Regions from separate parts of the Homo sapiens genome. Here region 1 is linked to region 2. A link is a contact called in ENCODE Hi-C or POLR2A ChIA-PET data. All regions are on one chromosome and are shown on one strand. The core of a region is the stretch at or near the end of the contact, and the rest is flanking DNA. Distances in the headings are between cores, read along the strand shown. Region 1 overlaps WDFY1 (WD repeat and FYVE domain containing 1). Region 2 overlaps AP1S3 (adaptor related protein complex 1 subunit sigma 3).

Region 1 (2,700 bases), core at 146-2,645, 140 kb after region 2:
TATTTTTAGTAGAGATGGGGTTTCACCATGTTGGTCAGGCTGGTCTTGAACTCCTGACCTCAGGTGATCTGCCCACCTCGATCTCCCAAAGTGCTGGGATTACAGGCATGAGCCACCGTGCCCAGCCTCCTGCTTAACTTCCTGCAAGCTCACAACACTGAACTGTTGTGGCACACACAAGAATGTTCCTGCATTCTAGACACACATCAAGATTCGTGAAAAGCAACTCTGTGATTTCCCACCTCCCTGCACCTCCCTGAACTTCCCTCTACCACCTTCTCTAAAAAAAATTTAAAAAAATAAAGATTCATGAAAAGCTTGTGGTCTGTTGAGAACGAGGTGCCACATCCTGATGGCAGGGATGACAGGCGCTTCTGCCTTCATTTTACACTTAAGGAAGCAGAAGCAAGGAGAGATACGATCTGAAAATCACACAAACCAACAGCAGCACTGCATCAGACTGACTTCATTTAGTTGTTTGACCAACTTTCTCTCTTATCAAGATGGTGAAAGTTCATCTTTAAAACATTATCAAAGTAAACAATTCAAAGCAAAGCAGCCTTATGTGGTAAGTAAGTAAAACTTTTTTAAAGGCTTTTTAGAAATCCACACTTTATCCTCCAAAGCAGTAATTCCTAAACAATAAGGAAACAAGAAGCAGTAAATTACTTTTTCCCCCCAAATAAATCAGAGTATGGAAAAGTTCAGGTCTAACTTCAAAGCTCACTTGGTTCAAAGAAATACTGACCTCTGTGCTAAATACGAGTGGTGATTCCAACAAAGTCTCTCACTACCTCCAGCTCTAGATTTAGCCCAATCTAGCTACAGCGTGCGATATTGTATGTAAGTGCCTGTGGTGAAACAATTTAAAAAACAATGTGCTCAATTCTTTACTCCTCCCTGCATCCACGCTCCTTACAATCAGCCATTTTGCAGCTCTTTCCATCAAGAGATGGAATATATTTCTCTGAGCCTTGTTTTTGTTTTGAGACGGAGTCCGGTTCTGTCACCCAGGCTGGAGTGCAATGGCTTGATCTCGGCTCACTGCAACCTCCGCCTACCGGGTTCAGGCGATTCTCTTGCCTCAGCCTCCTGAGTAGCTGGGATTACAGGCATGCGCCACCACGCCAGGCTAAGTTTGTGTATTTTTAGTAGAGACGGGGTTTCACCATGTTGACCATACTGGTCTCGAATTCCTGACCTCACGTGATCCGCCCTCCTTGGCCTCCCAGGCATGAACTGCCGTGCCTTGCCTATTTCTCTGAGCCTTGAATATGGGTTGGCTAGTGACGCTATGTTTAAAAAAATGTGGCTGAATGGGGTGCTAGTACTGGGTCCTGAGGCCTGGTTTGCTCTCACTCTGTGTCTTGGAAGACTGCCACGTCACATGAACCACAGGGGCCAGCCTACCAGAGGACAAATGACGACATGGGAGAGAGCTCAACTGTCCTAGCTGAAGCCATCCTCGGCCCGCCTGTAGCAAGCTCACTCCCAGGCATGAGAAAGAGTCCAGCTAAGCTCAGCAGAGCTGGCCCACGGCTGGCCACAAGCATGAGTGAGCCTGGCTGAGGCCAGAAGCACTGCCTAGGTGACCTGTAGGCTCATGAACAATGACAAATCCCTGCTGTTTTAAGCCACTGAGTTTTGAGGTAGTTTGTTATGTAGCACGAGCTAACTGACACCATGCTTTCTGTTCCAAATAAATAATATACCTTTAAGAACCATAGGAATCTGAGGTTAAAATTAAAAATAAAAAGCATTTGGCATTTATTGAATGCCAAGGATTTTAAAGTAGATAGTACGAATAACTCCATTTCAACTCTTAATTGAAATACAGGATTCCCATTTTGCAAAAGTGCTAATTTGAATCCTTAAAAATGGAAGCAGTCACTGAAGTACAAAATAAAGTTATTACTCTTAAATATCATATAGTAATGTTTGTTATCCTGTCTACCAAGGATAAAACTTCTGTATGCTTTACCTTCCTATAGTAGATATATGAAAAGTGGAGTTATAACCACAGTTATGATTAAGAATAAAGTGTTTATTCCAGGGAGATTAATCTTTGATCTGCTGAAAGATATGCCTGATGATCATAATAAGTAGAAGGATTCCTTTTTATTTCTACTGTTAAACTCTATCAAAGAGCCAATTAAAAATAAGGTTAAAATACACTTAAGGGAATCACTAAGTCTTGAAAGCCTCATCTATTTAAGCCACAATACAGTAGGAGCAAAGATAGATTCAAGGTACAATTTTTTCCTCTGAAAAGCACTGGCTCACAAACCAGGAGGCATCTTGCAGGAGTCATTAATATTTTTCTTTCTTTTTTTTTTTTTTTTTTGAGACAGAGTCTTGCTCTGTTGCACAGGTTGGAGGCAGTGGCGTGATCTCAGCTCACTGCAGCCTCTGCCTCCCGGGTTCAAGCAATTCTCTTGCCTCAGCTTCCCAAGTAGCTGGGACTACAGGCATGCACTACCACACCCAGCTAATTTTTGTATTTTTAGTACAGACAGGGTTTCGCCATGTTGGCCAGGCTGGTCTTGAACTCCTGGCCTCAAGTGGTCCACCTACCTCGGCCTCCCAAAGTGCTGGGATTACAGGCGTGAGCCACTGCACCTGGCCTAATTGGTCTAATTTTTTTTTTTTCCCCATACCAGAAAGGGCACTGGAAATATTTTTAAACCTGTAATTCCATAA
Region 2 (2,700 bases), core at 118-2,617:
AAAGAATGGCAGACTGTGTGGCTGCCAGTGGCTGTGGCAGTGTGTTGGGGAGGGATGAATAGGTGGAGGACAGAGGATTTTAGGGGAGTGCAAATAGTCAGTATGATACTATAATGGTGGATCCGTGTCATTATAAATTTGTCCAAACTGATAGAATGTCCAACACCAACAATGAATTCTACATGTAACAAACTCACACCTGTACTCCCTGAATCTAAAATATAGTTGAAATTACAAAACAAAAAATAAATTAATTACAGAGAGGAGTCAGTATAGGCTCATCAGTTGCAGCAGGTGTACTACTCTGGTAGGGGACGTTGATAATGGGAGAGACTCTACATGTGTTGGGGCAGGAGGTATATGAGAGATCTCATACCTTCCACTCAATTTTGTTGTGAACTTAACACTGCTCTAAAAAAATTAAGTCTTAAGAAATGTAAGAACTGTGTAACCGAAGTATCTCCTAGCTACACAACTAAGATGACAATTACATATGCATAGCGAAAACAATCATAGGTAAGGATCATTACAAAATGATCATCGTTGCCTTGTTAAGATGGAGGAGCCCTAATAACTATTTTTCTTTAATTTCAAAGCAATGTCATTTCATTCTGGCAATAAACTGAAGAAAGTGAAAGGGCAAGAAAGTGCGAACCTACAGTTTAGGTTTCATTCACATTAACTAGAGCATTGTTTTTACAGCAGGTGCGATCCAGTGGGTTATAAAACAAACTTAGTAGATCGTAATCAACATAATAAAACAATCCAGGGATGGTGACTCCTGCATGTAACCCCAGCACTTTGGGAAGCTGAGACAGGAAGATTGCTTGAGGCCAGGAATTCAAGACTAGCCTGGGCAACATAGTGAGACCGTGTGTCTCTACAAAAAAAAAGTTATTAAATTAAAAAAAAAAGAAGAAGGAGAAGGTCAGGTGTGGTGGCTCACACTTTGGGAGGCCAAGGTGAGCAGATCGCTTGAGCTCAAGAGTTCAAAACCAGTCTGGGCAACATGGTGAAACCCCATAATCTCTAAAAAAGATACAAAAATTAGCCAGGCATGGTGGCACACAATTGCAGTCCCAACTACTTGGGGGACTAAGGCAGGAGGATCACTTGAACCCAGGAGGTGGAGGCTGCAGTGAGCTGAGATCATGCCACTGCCCTCCAGCCTGGGTGACAAAGTGAGACCCTGTCTCAAAAAAACAAAAAAAAAAGAAGTGATATGGTTTGGATCTGTGTCCCCACTAAACTCGTGTCAAATTGTAATCCCCAGTGTTGGAGATGGGGCCTAGTAGGAGGTGACTGGATCATCAGGGTCTGGAGTTCTCATGAATGAGTTAGCGCCATCTCCTTGATGCTGTTCTCATGAGAGTCAGTGAGTGAGTTATTGTGAGATCTGGTTGTTTAAAACTGTGTGGCAGCTGCCCCCTCTCTCTTCTTCCTGCTTCAGCCATGTGAGGTACTGCTTCCCCTTCGCCTTCAACCATGATTGTAAGTTTCCTGAGGCCTCCCCAGAAGCAGAAGCCACTATGCTTTCTATACAGCCTTCAGAACCATGGGCCAATTAAACCTGTTTTCTTTATAAATTACCCAGTCTCGGGTATTTCTTTACAGCAATGCAAGAATGGATGAATACAAGAAGAAATATTTATAGACATCTGCAACACTCCTGGGTCTCAACCCTTCAGAGTGTGCAAAGCCATATGTCTTCATTTAAGAGAGAAAGGTGTTCTTGAGTTAAGAAGGTTGACAGAAATCTTCAAACAAACTTTGGAAGACAGAGACAGAAATGAGATGAAAGATTTAGCAAAATAGGGGAATTTGTCACTGAAAGGGTGAATTCCCAAGAGAAACCAGATAGGTCTCCCCATAGAATGCCTGAGAGCAATACTTGGGGGCACCATGTCCCTAGAAGACAAGGGATAAGGCAGAGTTCTGAAAGCAGGGAGAGTGGTTGAAAGTCTCCCTATCGAGTAACTGACATGTGCCACATGCAGATTTCTAGAGACTACAGCTAAGTGAAAACGCACATGCATATGCAACACACACACACACACAAACTACACCATACGATAAGTTTCCAATTGCTTCATCCAAGGGTACAGAAATTTAGGAACTCCATGCAGTTGGAGAACCTCTTAGCACAGCTTGCTCCGGCCCCCAGAGTCAGTAACCTCCCAAGCAGGGGCTGCTGACACTGTCCACACAAAGCAGGGTATTACCTAATCTGAGAAGCTCCAATGTAAATGCCACAGTTCTTTTTTTTGGGATGGGGTCTCACTCTGTCATCCAGGCTGGAGCGCAGTGGTGTGATCTCGGCTCGCCCAGGTTCAAGTGATCCTCATGCTGTGCCTCAGCCTCCTGAGTAGCTGGGATTATAGACATGTGCCACCATGCCTGGCTCATTTTTGTATTTTTAGTAGAGATAGAGTTTCACCATGTTGGCCAGGCTGGTCCCAAACTCCTGACCTCAAGTGATCCACCCACCTGGGCTTCCCAAAGTGCTGGGATTACAGGCATGAGCCACTGCGCCAGGCTGGACTGCCACAGTTCTTATATACTTAAGGCTTACATCACCACTCAGAGGACTTACATCATTTTCGCCCTTAAGAAGAGATATTTGGCCGGGCGTGGTGGCTCACGCCTGTAATCCCAGCACTCTGGGAGACCGAGGCGGGCACATCACCTGAGGTCAGGAAT

What was found. A loop is a pair of places that touch in the nucleus more often than their neighbours do. ChIA-PET counts read pairs that join two places held with the same protein, here RNA polymerase II (POLR2A).
Region 1: POLR2A ChIA-PET joins it to region 2 with 10 read pairs in activated CD8-positive, alpha-beta memory T cell. The contact joins two enhancer-like sites. A Hi-C loop is called at or near these places in 1 of 37 single-sample maps with no recorded cell type. POLR2A ChIA-PET finds 5 or more read pairs at or near these places in 4 of 52 experiments (OCI-LY7, WTC11, activated CD8-positive, alpha-beta memory T cell and 1 more).

The regions. Positions count from the first base shown.
Region 1 is chr2:223,929,361-223,932,060 of GRCh38, forward strand. All of the region lies in intron 1 of WDFY1 (WD repeat and FYVE domain containing 1), which reads right to left. Among named protein-coding and RNA genes, the nearest start is that of WDFY1, 15 kb to the right of the region's middle. Within about 2 kb of position 1,396, at least 18 of the 41 ENCODE cell types and tissues checked have a DNase peak (open chromatin) inside an H3K27ac peak, as active enhancers do.
Region 2 is chr2:223,785,709-223,788,408 of GRCh38, forward strand. All of the region lies in intron 1 of AP1S3 (adaptor related protein complex 1 subunit sigma 3), which reads right to left. Among named protein-coding and RNA genes, the nearest start is that of AP1S3, 51 kb to the right of the region's middle. Within about 2 kb of position 1,368, at least 2 of the 41 ENCODE cell types and tissues checked have a DNase peak (open chromatin) inside an H3K27ac peak, as active enhancers do.